2 separate regions of the Homo sapiens genome follow, and region 1 is linked to region 2. A link is an interaction called in ENCODE POLR2A ChIA-PET data of the cell type or tissue named here. Cell type or tissue: CD4-positive, alpha-beta T cell. All regions are shown on one strand. Links, peaks and the distances in the headings refer to the core of each region. The heading gives the core; the rest is flanking DNA.

Evidence for each region. Peaks named below come from ENCODE experiments on the same cell type or tissue, not always from the same donor. Only the 100,000 strongest peaks of a DNase experiment are listed, where the experiment ranks them.
Region 1: POLR2A ChIA-PET joins it to region 2 with 5 read pairs; 5 of 35 experiments call an interaction of 5 or more read pairs at or near these places.

Annotation. Positions count from the first base shown.
Region 1 is chr1:39,287,906-39,296,246 of GRCh38, forward strand. It overlaps MACF1 (microtubule actin crosslinking factor 1), which reads left to right. Exons shown (of 101, transcript NM_001394062.1): 16 at 4,005-4,133; 17 at 4,861-4,938; 18 at 5,553-5,714; 19 at 7,141-7,245; 20 at 7,882-7,977. Among named protein-coding and RNA genes, the nearest start is that of MACF1, 87 kb to the left of the region's middle. In CD4-positive, alpha-beta T cell, for the core only: no CTCF peak of the experiment used is centred there; no DNase peak of the experiment used is centred there.
Region 2 is chr1:39,180,205-39,188,545 of GRCh38, forward strand. It overlaps a transcript of MACF1 not described here. Among named protein-coding and RNA genes, the nearest start is that of MACF1, 20 kb to the right of the region's middle. RefSeq lists enhancers at 2,937-4,136, 3,377-3,891, 3,646-3,915, 3,892-4,405. In CD4-positive, alpha-beta T cell, for the core only: CTCF peaks have their summits at 3,676 (motif pointing right) and 3,875; DNase peaks (open chromatin) are centred at 3,687, 4,037 and 5,667; H3K27ac peaks cover 2,182 bases.

The DNA of each region.
Region 1 (8,341 bases), core at 43-8,042, 110 kb after region 2:
ATAGCATACAGTTTTCTCATTTGAAACCCTTTGGAATCTTTTCCCTCAGCTAACTGTACTCTGAGTGAGAGCTTGGTGAAAATTGCAATGTCTTTACATCTGTTACCTTTTTTTTTAATTAAAAAAATTTTTTGTGGGTACATAGAAGGTACATATATTTATACGATACATGAGATATTTTGATACAGGCATGTAATGCATAATAATCACATCATGGAAAATGAGGTATCCGTCATCTCAGGAAATTTATCCTTTGTGTTACAGACAATCCAGTTATACTCTTTTAGTTATTTAAAAATGTATAGGCTGGGTGCCGGGTGCAGTGGCTCACGCCTGTATTCCCAGCACTTTGGGAGGCCTAGGCGGGTGGATCACAAGCTCAGGAGATCGAGACCATCCTGGCTAACATGGTGAAACCCCGTCTCTACTAAAAATACAAAAAACTAGCCAGGTGTGGTGGTGGGCGCCTGTAGTCCCAGCTACTTGGGAGGCTGAGGCAGGAGAATGGCGTGAACCAGGGAAGTGAAGCTTGCAGTGAGCTGAGATTGTGCCACTGCACTCCAGCCTGGGAGATAGAGTGAGACTCCATCTAAAAAAAAAAAAAAAAGTACAGGCTGGGCGTGGTAGCTCACACCTGTAATCCTAGCACTTTGGGAGGCCGAGGTGGGCGGATTGTGTGAGTCCAGGAGTTCAAGACCAGTCTGGGCAACATGCGAAATCCCATCTGTATGGAAAACTAACCGGGAATGATGGCGCGCACCGGTGGTCCCAGCTACTTGGGAGGCTGAGGTGGGAGGATCACTTGAGCTTGGGAGGCAGAGGTTGCAAGTGAGCCAAGATCGCACCACTGCGCTCCAGCCTGGGCAACAGAGCAATACCCCATCTCAAAAATAAAACATTAAACAAAAAAATGTACAACTAAATTATTTTGACTATAGTCATCCTGTTGTTCTATCAGATGCTAGGTATTATTCATTCTTTATTTTTTTGTACCCATGAATCATCCCCACCTCCCTCTGATCCCGTAATACTCTTCCCAGCCTGTTTTGATTTATACATCCCACAGCTAAGTGAGAACATGCATTGTTTGTCTTTCTGTGCCTAGCATATTTCACTTAACATAATAACCTCTAGTTCCATCCATATTGTTGCAAATGACAGGTTCTCATTCTTTTTTATGGTTGAATAGTACTCCATTGTGTTTAAGTACCACATTTTCTTTCTCCATTCATCTGTGATGGACACTTAGGTTGCTTCCAAATTCTGGCTATTGTGAATAGTGGTGCAACAAATGTGGGAATGCAGATCTCTTTGATACACTGATTTCCTTTCTTTTGAGTATATACCCAGCAGTGGGATTGCTGGATCATACAGTAGCTCTATTGTTAGTGATTTGAGGAACCTCCAAACTGTTCTCCATAGTGGTTGTACTAATTTACATTCCCACCAACAGCATACGAGGCTTCCGTTTTCTCCATATCCTCACCAGCATTTGTATATTGCCTGTCTTTTGGATAAAAGCCATTTTAACTGGGGTGAGATGATATCACATTGTAGTTTTGAGTTGCATTTCTCTGATAATTAGTGACGTTGAGCACCTTTTCACGTGCCTGTTTGCCATTTGTATGTCTTCTTTTGAGAAATATCTATTCAAATCTTTTACTCATTTTTAATTAGATTATTAGTTTTTTTCCAGTAGAGTTGTTTGAGCTCCTTATATATTCCAGTTATTAATCCCTTGTCAGATAAGTAGTTTGCAAACATTTTCTCCCATTCTGTGGGTTGTCCTTTTTTTTTTTTTTTTTTTTTTTTTTTTTTTTGAGACAGAGTCTTGTTCTGTCTCCCAGGCTGGAGTGCAATGGCGCAATCTCGGCTCACTGCAACCTTTGGATTCTAAGCAATTCTCATGCCTCAGCCTCCCAAGTAGCTGGGACTACAGGCACGCGCCACCATGCCCAGCTAATTTTGTATTTTTAGTAGAGATGGGGTTCACCACATTGGCCAGGCTGGTCTCGAACTCCTGACCTCAGGTGATCCACCCGTCTCGGCCTCCCAAAGTGCTGGGATTACAGGCGTGAGCCACCACACCTGGCCTGTCCCTTTCCTTTGTTGATTCACTGTGCAGAAGCTTGTTAACTTGATGTAATCCCATTTGTTCATTTTAGCTTTGGTTGCCTATGTTGGTGTGGTATTATTCAAGAAACTTTTTCCTAGACTAGTGTCTTGGAAAGTATTTCTGGTGTTTTCTTGTAGTAGTTTCATAGTTTAAGGTGTTTATCCATTTTGATTTGATTTTTGTGTATGATGACAAGGGACAGGGATCAAGTTTCATTCTTCTACATACAGATATCCAGTTTTCCCAGCACCATTAATTGAAGAGACTGTCCTTACCCCAGTGTATGTTCTTGGCACATTTGTTGAAAATGAGTTCATTGTAGGTGTATGGATTTGTTTCTGGGTTCTCTATTCTGTTCCATTGGTCTATGTGTCCATTTCTAGGCTAGTACTATGCTATTTGGTTACTATAGCTCTGCAGTATAATTTGAAGTCAGGTAATGTGATTCCTCCAGTTTTGTTCTTTTTGCTCAGGATAGCTTTGGTTATTTTGGGTCTTTTGTGGTTCCATATAAATTTTAGAATTTTTTTTTTATTTCTGTGAAGAATGTCTTGTATTTTTTATAGGGTAAATCTGTTTTTTTTTTTTTTTTATTCTCTCATTGACAGAGGAGTTTATTCTTCGTTTTTCATTGTTGATGTAACTTTTTTTTTTTTTTTTTTTGAGATGGAGTTTCACTCTTGTTGCCCAAACTGGAGTGCAATGGCACGATCTCGGCTCACTGCAACCTCTGCCTCCCGTGTTCAAGCGATTCTCCTGTCTCAGCCTCCCTAGTAGCTGAGATTACAGGCGTGCGCCACCACGCCCAGCTAATTTTTTGTATTTTTTTTTTTAGTAGAAATGGGGTTTCACCATGTTAGCCAGGCTGGTCTTGAACTCCTGACCTCAGGTGATCCGCCCACCTTGGCCTCCCAAAGTGCTGGGATTACAGGAGTGAGCCATTATGCCCAGTCTCAACTTTTTTTTTTGAGACAGAGTCTCACTCCGTCACCCAGGCTGGAGTGCAGTGGCGTGATCTCCAGTCACTGCAACCTCTGACTCCTGGGTTCAAGCCAAGCAATTCTCCTGCCTCAGCCTCTCAAGTAGCTGGGATTACAGGCGCCCACCACCATGCCTGGCTGATTTTTGTATTTTTAGTAGAGATGGGGTTTCACCATGTTGGCCAGGCTGGTCTCGAACTCCTGACCTCAGGTGATCCACCTGCCTCAGCCCCCCAAAGTGCTGGGATTACAGGCGTGAGCCACTGCGCCTGGCAATCGTAACTCTTAAGTTTAAGCAAGGCTACTGTATTCCGCAGTTCCAAGGGGCACTATTTACATGTGTTCAATGATAGTGGTTCAAATTTGATATTGCCCTTATCTTTCTAACCCTTTTGTTTTATATTAAATTCTTCCTATGTCTGCATAATATATTCCCCATGTAACAATAAATAAAAATATCCCAAAGTAACCTGTTTTAAAATTATCTTCCATTGGCCAGTAGTTGATGTCATGAAATGAAGCTAAATATTTTCAGATACTTCTTTGTTATATCAGTTATGATTGTGAAATGAAAAGACTCCATAAAGAGAAATGCCTAAACTGTAAAGTTAAGCATTTTAAGCCTGTGAAGTTCCCTTTCCCTTTTGGTTGATTACTCCAGGAATGTATACTAATAATGCAGCAGCAAAAGGCTGCTCTGTTGTATAATTGGTGGGCTCTGTTCTCCTGCTTCTTAGCGGTGATGATGGCGTAATTTTTGTGTAAGAGGCTGTAGATTGAAGGAGATGGCCTGGATGTCCTTTTGCTCAGTCCTCTACCCCTTGGTTCCTTGTCCTAACATTGGTTCTGACCATTTTCCTACCAAGCCAGCAGTAAATTATGTCATATATATATTTTTTCTTTTTCAGATGAAACTGGAGCGAGCAGAGTGGGGCAATGACCTGCCTAGTGTGGAGTTGCAGCTAGAAACACAGCAGCACATCCATACGAGTGTAGAAGAGCTGGGCTCAAGTGTCAAGGAGGCCAGGTTGTATGAGGTGCGTAGCCTTCAGAATCCACATTACAGGAGGGACGTGGTTGGAACGGATGAAAGGACAGTACACACAATAAAGCTGTATTGAAGGAGGAGGGTGCTCTGGAAAAGAATAATGATGATGAAGAGCGGTTTATGACAAATTCCCTTTTCACATGAAGTGTATCTGTTAATCTTTGAAATAAACTTGTGAGAAAAGTATTTTTATTAACCCCTTTTTACTAAAATGAAAAGTGATACTGGAAGCTGAGGTCAGAATTAGTAAGTAGTGGATGCAGCATCCAAACTCAGGCCCTCTGCCTCTATAAATTCAGGCACTTTTTACTTCCCCATCTGCCTGCAGTTGAGCGCTGGTTTAGAGAAACTATTCACACAGTTTCCTCTCTCCTTCAGTCACTGTTCTATCTTCCCAGTTTATATTTCAACTCTTCCCTTCAAAAAAGCAGTTGAGTGGGAATCAGGCATTGGTTTTGCTTAGAAGCCTACCAGAATTGCTGGAAACACAGGATAGTGAGGTCTGTTGTTTGTAATTACCCTGCTCAACTGTTGCTCACTTAGTGCTGCTCCAAGTTATAAAATATGACTCAGAAATTTGTTGTCTAAGCTTCTGTTTTCTTAGAGCAACCAATCCATATCTCTATCTAGACATAATATTTGCATAGTTGCAACCATAACACGTAGTTTACTTACTCTTTCTCTAATGTATTTTTATTTCATTCTTTTTTAATCAGGGAAAGATGTCCCAGAATTTCCATACCAGCTATGCTGAAACTCTTGGAAAGCTGGAGACACAGTATTGTAAATTGAAGGTGAGTTTCTGCCGATTCTCTTACATTCTGCTCATAGAGTCTGGTTCCCCCCAATCAACTCTCTTCCGTAATTCAGAAATCTCCTGGTTTGGCCCTGTTTTGGTTTTCTGCTTATTAGGTTATATCATTTACTATGCACTTATTCATATCTATTATAACATTTTCCCAATTTTCTAAATGGGTCAGAAACTACTGTTCTTGAACGTTTTAAATAAATAGAACCTATCCTAGGTATTGTGCTTCAACAAACGTGTGGCTATATGTGCTTTGAGACACCAAAACTAAAAGTTTGAGATTTGTAGAGAGGGGACTTTCCCTCTGATCTGTTGTTTTTCATCCCTGTTTATCAAGATTGTCCAGAGTAGGACAGCCCAGGACCATTCTTTATCCAAGGAGCACCACAAAGGCCTTATGAATTCTGTTTTCTACTTAGGATTGAAAAGAGTTCTGGGAGTCTTATATCAAACTTGTACAAAACTTGAATCCATGGGGAAAAATCCAGAGATTAAGAGCAAATTAATTTCCTGAGTTATTCTCTCCTTTGATGTCAAATGTGCTATCTTCTACAGATACAAAGGCTGCCAGTCTAATCTTATAATCCTTGCTTTGTCTAGGAAACTTCTAGCTTCCGGATGAGGCACCTTCAGAGCCTGCATAAATTTGTTTCCAGAGCTACAGCTGAGTTGATCTGGTTGAATGAGAAGGAGGAGGAGGAACTAGCATATGACTGGAGTGACAACAATTCCAATATCTCAGCCAAGAGAAATTACTTCTCTGTGAGTCTAGCACAGTAGCAGGCCTGTCATACTTATTTAACAGCAGCAGAAGGAGACAGGGCCTAGTCTGCTGAAAGCTTGGGTGGCTGGAGTTGCACTCTGCTAGATAGAAATAGGGGCCCTACTCAATGCATCCATGCATGTGAGAAGTGTAAATGGAGAGAGGGACAGTAGAACCCTAGAGTTAATTTATCTAGAATGCATTTAGAAAGGCAGTGTCTTGGGTGAATAGAGCAGCAACCTGTAAATTGAGTCATTTCAGAAGCAATACAGCATTGTGGTTAAGATTATAGGCTTTGGAGTGCCTAAGTTCAAATTCTTATTCTTCTACTAACTAGCTCTATAACCTTGGGAAGTCATTTAATCTCTCTGGACCTCCATAAAATGAGATAATAGCACCACTTCAAAGCTACCCCCTCCCCTAATAGCACGTATTCCCCAACGGTTGCATAAAAGATTAAGATTTAATAAGCTAATCTAGACAAAGCATTTAGTCTAGTATTGTTCAACTGGGATATACTCTGGACTTTCCACAAATTTCTGAATTCTCCTTAATTCATTTATTAACTTTTTTGTTTCAATCTCTTCGTTTGTAAAAATGGGAAGGGAAATTTAACATTGGACAATAGGACACTGCTTTTTATTCTTTTCAATGAAAGATGTAGACAAGTTAGGATTAGTTTTTGCTACTTTTAGTATTTTCACACTCAGAAGATTTTTAAAGATTTTGTAAACTATGCAAATAGGGAGTTTCTTGTTTTTGTTTTTAACATGCACTTTAGACAGTTTAATTCTATTGATTTAGGGTTCTTAAAAAATATAGGCTTCTTCTGATTGGAGAATGGCATATGATTCTACTGAATTAAAGAAGGAAGATTGGATACTATAATACAATAAACAGGCTGTGTGAGAACTGAAATTAGGCTATAACAGAGATATAAAGAAAGTGCTCTGAAAGCATAGTAAGGATCAGTATCCAGCTTCACAGAAGAGCTATTTAAATTGAGTCCTGCAGTTAATAGAATTTAGAGTCAGTGGAGGACATTGTAGGCTGAATAGTCTAAGCAAAGCCAACCAGTCATTGATACCCATGTCCTGGTGTGTCATGTACTGGTGTGGGTACTGACGTGCAGGAACTGTCCACTCCAGCCAAGTTATCTCTTGTCTCTGGTCCAATGCTTATTCTGTGTTCCCCCATTTTACTCACATCTGGGTCAGGTCCCATGTCCTTTGTGAATCATTTTCCAATAATTCCAGTGTTTGTGCCCTTCTCTGCAATCCTCTGGCATGCACTGTTTATACATCTCATTTTGCCACCAATTCTATATTGTAGGTTCCTTTAAAATAGGGAACACAGCTTTTATTTATGCTATCCGCTCCCCACTGCCAAGAGTGCTTATGCTGTAAAATTGAATTCCATTTTCAGGAGTTGACAATGGAACTGGAGGAGAAACAGGATGTGTTTCGTTCTCTACAAGATACAGCAGAACTACTTTCACTTGAGAACCACCCAGCCAAGCAGACAGTGGAGGTGTGTGACTTGAGAATGTGTGAAGGTCAAATGCTGAGAGGTTGTTGTTATAAAAGTATTCAAATTAGAGACTTTGTTCCACTGAAAGACTTGGAGGAAGTGTCAGGGAACATTTGTCTTGGGTCTTCTCTCTTTTCATTCCTGACTGTTCCTATGTCCCTCAAAAGCCTGCAAACATTTTTGTTAGTCTAAGGAAACTACTAAGAGAAACAATAGAAGGGGCATTGGCTCACAGCTTTCAGAGGAAAAGTGACTTGGACCATATTTCTTCAAATAACTATCCAGACAGATCCTGACTTGACTCTTGTTGGTGTGGTGCCTTTGCCAAAAGAAGAGAAACAGTGGAAGAATTCCAGAGGAATTTATTTATGCCTGGGTTTTGCTGCCTAGATCATTTACTTACAACTGAGTGTGGAAGAGACCTTTTCTATGTAACCCCCTCTAACAAAACCATTTTGGATTAAAGGAACACCTCTTACTCGTGGGAAGCATTGAGCAGATGCCAGTCAAGTATCTCCACATCTTTTCTGTTGGCTTCTCTATCATTAGCAGAGTTGTACTTGGAAAATAGTATTGCGCATATATATTGAGTCTGTTAAACTCAAGCCCTTCTGTCTGTGTGCTTGTTTATTGCAGGCTTACAGTGCTGCTGTCCAGTCCCAGTTGCAGTGGATGAAGCAGCTGTGCCTGTGTGTTGAGCAGCATGTGAAAGAGAATACTGCTTATTTTCAGGTGTGATGGATTTCTGTGTTTGTGTGTGTGTGTACATATGTATGTTAAAGGTGAGGTTACAAACACATCTGCGTTAGTGTGCTTTTGTTGTATAAACCACCACCTTAAAATTTAGTTGCTTAAAACAATAGTCATTTAGATAGCTCATGATTCAGTAGGTGAGCAGTTTGGGCAGGGCTCAGCTAAGTGGTTCATCTTATCTTGCCTGTCTTACTCATGGCTGCAGACAGGCTGGGGGCTGGTTGGTCCCAAATGGCATTGCTCATGTCTGAGAGTTGGCTAGGTGCTGAAGCACCAACCCATGTGTCTCTAGCATCCAGCAGCTTTCTTCACAAAGTGGCTGTGTTTCATAAGCAGCAAGAGA
Region 2 (8,341 bases), core at 180-8,179:
CTCTTTCAACCAGATTGCAAGATACAAGCCTATTTTTAATAAAATTTCTGGTTCCCTACTCTGGTACTAATGCAAAGATTTATTTTTCTTAGGGATGAGTTGTGGCCAATTGATATAAAAGGAGATATAGGCCAGGCATGGTGGCTCGTATCTGTAATCCCAGCACTTTGGGAGGCTGAGGCAGGTGGATCACTTGGGGTCAGGAGTTCAAGGCCAGCCTGGCCAACATGGTGAAACCCCATCTCTACTAAAAATACAAAAATTAGCAGGGCGTGGTGGCTCATGCCTGTAATTCCAGCTACCGGGGAGGCTGAGACAGGAGAATCGCTTGAATCTGGGAGGCAGAGGTTTCAGTGAGCCGAGATTGCGCCACTAGACTCCAGCCTGGGCAACAGAGCGATACTCCACCTCACACGCACACACACAAAGAAGATGTACTTTCTTCTTTTGATACTTTTTTACATATTTGACGCATTTGTGATAGAGAAATGGATTATGATTATTCTATCCTTCTTCCTTTTACTAAGGTAGAATGAGCCAAGGTCAGTGGGGCCTGACGGATCTCAGGGCCTTTGCTGTTCCTCTCATCCCTGGCTATGGTTGGCTAAGTCTCTTTTTCTTAGGTCTCAGGGTGTTCAGCTGTTTTGGGAACTTGTTGAAAATTGTTGCTTTGCAGTACAAAAGACACTCTGTTACTTTTTAATCAATATCTTTTTTTTTGAGACAGGGTCTGGCTCTGTTGCCCAGGCTCGACTACAGTAGCCCATCTCTGTTCACTGCAGCCTCTGCCTCCCGGGTTCAAGTGATTCTTGTGCCACAGCCTCCTGAGCAGCTGGGACTACAGGCGCGTGCTACCATGCCCAGCTAATATTTTTGTATTTTTAGTAGAGATGGGATTTTGCCACGTTGTCCAGGCTGGCTTCGAACTCCTGGCCTCAAGCGGTACACCCGCCTTGGCCTTCCAAAGTGCTGGGATTATAGGCGTGAGCCACTGCGCTGGGCCAGTAATCAGTATCTTTTTAGCATATTACTTATTTTGGGGGGATCCTCCAAATCAGGGGTCTCCAGTGTGCTAAATATTTGATAGAGCATAGGGAAATTTGAGTATTTTAGTTTCCGAGTATTAGTAAAGAGTGGCTCACATTGCCTTTTACTTTATACGTTCATGCATTGGAAGACTTAATATTGTTAAGATGGCAGCACTCCCCAAACTGATCTATAGATTCAATGCAATCCCTGTCAGAATCCCAGTGGGGTTTTTTCTTCTTCTTTCTTCTCCTCCTCCTCCTCTTCCTCTTATTCTTCGTCTTCCTCTTCCTCCTCCTCCTCTTCTTCCAGAAATTGGCAAGCTGCTCCTGAAATTCATGTGAAAATGCAAGGGACCCAGAATAGTCAAAACAATCTTGAAAAAGAACAAAATTGGAGGACTCACACTTCCAGATTTGAAAACTTACTACAAAGCTACAGTAATTAAGACAGGATGGTACTGGCATAGGGATAGACATATAGATCAATGGAATAGAATTGAGAGTCTAAAAATAAACCCTTACATTTATGGTAAATTGATTTGTGATAAAGGTGCCAAGACAATTCAATGTAGAAAGAATTGTCTTTTCAACAAATTATACTGGGACAACTGGATATCCATATACAAAAGAATGAAATTGGCCAGGCGTTGTGGCTCACGCCCATAATCCCAGCACTTTAGCAGGCAGAGGTAGGTGGATCACGAGATCAGGAGTTCGAGACCAGCCTGGCCAACATTGTGAAACCCCATTTCTACTAAAAATACAAAAATTAGCTGGATGTGGTGGCGGGCACCTGTAATCCCAGCTACTCGGGAGGCTGAGGCAGGAGAATCGCTTGAACCCGGGAGGCAGAGGTTGCAGTGAGCTGAGATGACGCCATTGCACTCCAGCCTGGGCAACAGAGCAAGACTCCACCTTAAAAAAAAAAAAAAAAAGAATTTAAACCCTGACCTCACACAACATATAAAACTTAACTCAAAGTGGAACATAGACCTACATATAAGAGCTAAAATTACAAAACTATTAGAAGAAAACTTAGGGGTAAATCTTTGTGACCTTGGATTAGGTAGTGGTTTCTTGTAGCTAACACTGAAAGTATACACAAAAAAGAAAAAAATAGAGAAATTATACTTGATCAAAATGTAAAACCTTTGTGCTTCAAAGGACACTACCTAGAAAATGAAGACACCTCACAGAATGGGAGAAAATATTTGCAAATCATATATCTAATAAGGGACTTATATCCAAAATATATAAAGAATTCTTTGAACTCAACAGTAAAAAGAAAACCCAATAAAAAAATGGGCAAAGGATTTATATAGCCATTTCTTCAAAGAAGATATACAAATGGCTAATAAGCACATGAAAAGATGCTTAGATGCTTAACATCATTAGTTATTATGGAAATGCTAATCAAGATCACAATGAGATACCACTTCATACCCACTAGAATGGCTTTAATAAAAAAGAGAGTGAGGATGTGGAGAAATTGGAACACCCCCAACATTGCTGGTGGGAATATAAAATGGTGCACCTGCTTTAGAAAACAGTTTGGTGGTTCTTCAAAAAGTAGAGTTGCCACATGACCCAGCAATTCCAAAGTATATATCCAAAAGAAATATTATATTCATAGAATATAGAAAACATATATTCATAGAAAACTCGTACATAAATGTTCATAGCAGCATTATTCATAGTAGCCCCAAAGCAGAAACAGCTGAAACATCTATCAACTGATGAATGGATAAACACACTGTGGCATATCCATACAACAGAATATTATTTGTCAGTGAAAAGGAATGAAGTACTGATTGATGCTAACATGGATCAACCTTGAGAACATTAGACTAAGTGAAAGAAGCCAGACACAAAAGGCTTGTATGATTCCATTTATACCATTTATACATAATAGGCAAATCCATAGAGACCATAAGTAGATTAGTGGTTGCTAGGGGTTGAGGAGGGGCGAATGGGAAGTGACTGCTAATTGATATAGGGTTTCTTCAGGGGGTGATGGAATGTTCTAAAGTTAGATAATGGTGATGGTTGAACAACTCTGTGAACATACTGATACTTAAATATCCATTGAATTGTTTACCTAAAAAGGGTGAATTTATGTTAACCAAATCTCAGTGAAGCTGTTATAAAAATATTAGGCTGATTTGTAGGTATGAATAGTATTTGTCTGTTTGTATTGGGCCCCTTATTGCTGCCACTGAGAATCTTGAAGTTGTCTTGAATATTTTGCTTCAGAACTGTCACTGTCTTGAGCAGGCAAGTTACTGTTGCCCCAAATCTTCAAGGTGAGAAACAGGTTTGCAATCATTTTTTTGCAGGAGAATACATGATGGCACTTTATATCAGGAAGCGAACTTTTAAGGTGAGCACTCTGAAGTTGAAGCATTTCCAAGTTTTAAGTGGGACTGTGCCCTACCTTAGTTCTTACTTCATCCTTTAAACTGTGTGTCACACTGGAGTAGGCAGTTTCCCAGCCCCATACCCAGCTCCACCAAGATCCTCACTTCTTTCATCATTTGCCCATTTTTCCCCAGGCTATGTTTGATCTTGCTCTGAGGCCTTCTTTCTTGGGAGGTATAGCGAGAGTAGCTGCAGAAACCTCTGGGTGGCACCCTGCCCCCACAGGATTACCAAAGAATGACATGTGTGGAAGAGGCTCAGGCCTGTGTTGGCAGGAAGAAGTGACTCATTTTTCATCAAAGGAATTTCAAAGAACATATAATGACAGGATGATGTCACAGGAGCAGGTGGAGACAGGAACCTTGATTGAGCTGCTGGAAGATATTAAATGGTGTGGCTGCCTGGGCAGTCAGAATGATTGACCAGCATAAATCACAGGAAACATCACCTGTTTTTTAGTTCCTATTTCATGAGCCCTGGTGTGGGCAGTGCTGTTCATGTGCCCTCAGAGCATATGGTTGAGTCTATGCATGTCTTGGGTATACTGTGTTTGTATCTGGGTGAGATGGCTCACAACATCCTGTGCTAGTCATGGACTTCTTTTTCATGCAGGGCGGCGTGTGTGGGTTCCTGCACTGTGTGCCTCAGTTCTATAGCTAGCAGGGTCTGTGTCTTGGAAATGAGCCTCACATGGTCATACTGGCTGGTTTGAAGGCATGACATTTCCTCTGACATATTTAGAGAGGGGAACTTGCCTTGACATCAGAAGGTCAGATCTCAGAATTTTTTACCTTATTGCCAAAAGTACCCTAGTTCCATCTAGTATTTTGGCAAGAGCTAGATCTTTGCTCAAAGCCCAGTTAAGTCTTGTGGTGGTGGTGTTTTTCTTCTTTGAGTAGAGGGCCCTCCAATGGTGTTGTATGGTTGAAGCTGATAAGGTGAGGCGGAGTGTGGTGGCGGGATGGAGAGTTTCAGTCAGGATAAGTCTTAGTATCTTTTCATATCGCAAAGCAGTAAAGTTGGTTAGGTTATTCAGGCTGTTATTTATATTAAGATTGTGAAAGAGTGCTCCTGGTCATCATCATGCACCTACCAGAGTCTGTGTGATTATGAGGTTGGAGGCTAAATTAGCCATTTACACAAAGATAAAAGAGAGGCTAGCATTGATAATATTCTGCCTCAGGTTTCAGGCCTCTCAAGGAAGGTCTTAGGAGAGATGGCTTAGCAATATCAATTGCTGCCTTTGTGCTTATAACTCGTTCATCTGAAGATGGCCTGGAAAAAGGGACTTTTAGGCTGCATAGGACACCACCAAAAAAGTAGAAGATACTACCTCTCTTTAAGATGTATCAGGGCTGGTGCTGGGCGTGGTGGCACACGCCTGTAATCCCAGCACTTTGGGAGGCCGAGGCAGGTGGATCACGAGGTCAGGAGATCGAGACCATCCTGGCTAACACGGTGAAACCCCATCTCTACTAAAAATACAAAAAAATTAGCTGGGCGTGGTGGCGGGTGCCTGTAGTCCCAGCTACACGGGAGGCTGAGGCAGGAGAATGGCATGTACCTGGGAGGTGGAGCTTGCAGTGAGCCGACATGGCACCACTGCACTCCAGCCTGGGCGACAGAGCGAGACTCCGTCTCAAAAAAAAAAAAAACAAAAAAGGAAAAAGAAAAGAAAAAGATATATCAGAAGAGCTGGGCATGGTAGCTCACACCTGTAGTTCTAGCTACTCGGGAGGCTAAGGCAGGAGGATTGCTTGAGCCCAGGAGTTCAAGGCTATAGAATAGTGCCATGATTGTGCCTGTGTAGTCACTGTACTCCAGCCTGGACAGCATAGAGGCCCAGTTTCTTTAAAAAAAAAAATTTTTTTTTTAAATAAACCCAAGATATATCAGAAGCAAGAAGGAAAAGTTAAAAAACAACAACTATAATTTGAAAGGGAGGAAGGAAAGCTTTATTTATTTCTTGACACAGTCTTTAATTGTTACGTTCTTCTGGCTGATCATGAGTTTTGTTTTTAGACAATATTACTAGGTACACTGTAGGATGTAAACAGATCTTTGGAGTAGGATAAGAAGGAAATGAGTCAGATAACTTACTTCTTAGAGAAGGGTGCTGGACTTTCCGGGGGCTTAGTTAGCAATATTCCTCCTCCCTGCTAGCAGCCATCTCCCTGTATCTCTTCATGAAATAACAAATCATTAGAAGAGATTTTTAACCTGAAGTGCTGAAGGACCCAGGGAAGAAAGTTCCCTAGGGTGTATTTGATTTGGGAGCCCCCTGAGGGTAATCTGTGGTGATGCTGTTTCAGAAGTCACCACCTGACTCGTTGTCAGATGAGTCTGAGCCCAAGACTCGTACCTGCCACATAATATATACAGGTCCTCTCTCCCTTTGGTTATGAGCTAAAGGCCTTTAATCATGAGGTAGAGGAGTGGATAAGGGAGAAATATCTGAAACCCAATTAACCAGATTCCAGAATGTTAAGGGAATCCATGTGGGGGCTGGGATTCTGAACATCTCTCTCTCTCTCTCTCTCTCTCTCTCTCTCTCTCTCTCTCTCTGTGTGTGTGTGTGTGTGTGTGTGTGTGTGTGTTTTGGTGGGGGGTGAAATGACTTTTTTTTTTTTTTAATTTGAGACAGAGTCTCACTCTGTCACCAGGCTGGAGTGCCGTGGCATGCTCGGCTCACTGCAACCACCAACTCCCTGGTTCAAATGATTCTCCTGCCTCAGCCTCCCGAGTAGCTGGGATTACAGGCACGCGCCACCACGCCCGGCCTAGAAATGACTTTTTTAGGGGCTCACCTATAGGATAAAATCCAAACTCATCTTGTCATTTAAGATCTTTCATAATCCAGTCCAACTTTCTATAACATTAAATCAAAATTATACATGTTCTTACTTTAAAAGGTTAAAATATTACTATAAGGCATATGACAAAAATAATCTGTATTTTCCACTATTTTTTTTTAAGAGACAGGGTCTCACTCTTCCACCCAGGCTGGAGTGCAGTGGTGTGATCATGGCTCACTGCACCCTTGAACTCCTGGGCTCAAGGGATCTTCCCACCTCAGCTTCCTGAGTAGCTTAGACTATAGGTGTGTACCACTGCGCCTGGCTAATTTTTTTTTCTTTTTGTAGAGTTGGGGGTCTTGTTTTGTTCTCCAGGCTAGTCTCAAACTCCTGGCCTCAAATGATGCTCCTACCTTGGCCTCCCAGAGTGCTGGGATTGCAGGTGTGGGCCCCCACACCTGGGCCACATTTCTGTTTCTTTTTTTTCTGCACACACAAACAGCCAGAATATATTTCTTTCTCTTTTACTAGTGATTCTTGATTTTTTTTTTTTTTTGGTTTTGAACATTATCTGTTGATATTCTACTACAGAAAATTAGGGTTTAGTTTTTTTATTCTTACCCCCTTAACGTACACACTTTCTCTTCCCCCTTCTTCCCAAAGTCACACGTTATTGCCGTTATATTCAGTGTTCAGATTATTGTGATTATATAAATATTGCTTAAAGGTGAGCTATGTAATATACTATGATTACATTTCCTTTTTGGACCAACTTTTAATTTTTCCTGGAATTAATAATTGCCATATTTTGTCACTTGTTTACTGATCTATGTACATACCTTCAGACTCTCTCATGGGACTCTAAGACTTCTCTCTCAGTATGTTGAAACATATCAAATAATCTTTTAGTTCAATAGTCTATTTGGAGACATCCCCCAGGAGCTTTCTCTTATTCACTCTGGATGGGTTGCTCTTAAAGCCTTTAGTAAAGCTGTCATCCTGGCACTTCCCTTCACTATCATACGGGGAAATTCCCTCACCTGTCTTCCCTGTTGGATTTCATGTTTCCCAGAGCTGATGTCGTATTTCATGATGTACTCCATTTTTTCATTGTGGTATATCCTAGCTTCCTGAGAAAGGATACAAGGGAGGTAAATGTTTTTGAGACTTTGCTTATCTGAAAATGTCTTATTCTACTTTTCATTTGATTAAGAGTTTGAGTATAGAGTTCTAGGTTGCAAATCACTTTCTAGCAGATTTTTTAAAAAATTATTTAAAATTTTTTTGTAGAAATGAGATCTCGCTATGTTGCCCAAGCTGGCCTCAAACTCCTGGCTTCAAGCAATTGTCTGGCTAATACTGCCTTTTAAGTCTCTCTAAGGATATTAATTAGAGGCTGTCTTTCTCTCTCTCTCTCTCTGTCTCTCTCTCTCTCTGTCTCTCTCTCTCTCTCTCTCCTCTCTCCTTCCTTCCTTCCTTCTTTCCCCTTTCCCTTCCCTTCCCTTCCCTTCCCTCCCCTCCTCTCCCCTCCTCTCCCCTCCCCTCCCCTCCCCTTCCCTTCCCTTTCTTTTCTTTTTTCCTCTGCATCCAGCATTGTCTCTGTTTCTTCTGAGCTCCTTCTATTTATTTTGGTCTCTGTCTTTCATGTTAGAAGTTCTCTTAAAATGTCTGATGTTTCTTGGTGATCTTCACATTTAAGACTTGGGCCCTGGCCAGGCACAGTGGCTCACACCTATAATCCCAGCACTTTGGGAGGCCGAGGCAGGTGGATTGCTTGAGCCCAGGAGTTCAAGACTAGCCTGGGCAACCCCATCTGTACAAAAAATTACAAAAATGAGCTGGATGTGGTGGCGCATGGAGGCTGAGGTGGGCAGATTGCTTGAGCCCCGGAGGTTGAAGCTGTAGTAAGCTGAGACTGCGCCACTACACTCCAGCTTGGGCAACAGAGTGAGACCCTGTCTCCAAAAATAAAAAAAGAAAGAGCTGGGCCCTAAAATGCTGATTGGTGGGACTCGTTAACTGGTATACTCCTAATGAATAACCAGGTAGAGGAGGTTGGTTTCCCCAGGAAAGACTGGCCAGTCTCCCATCTGGGGGCCA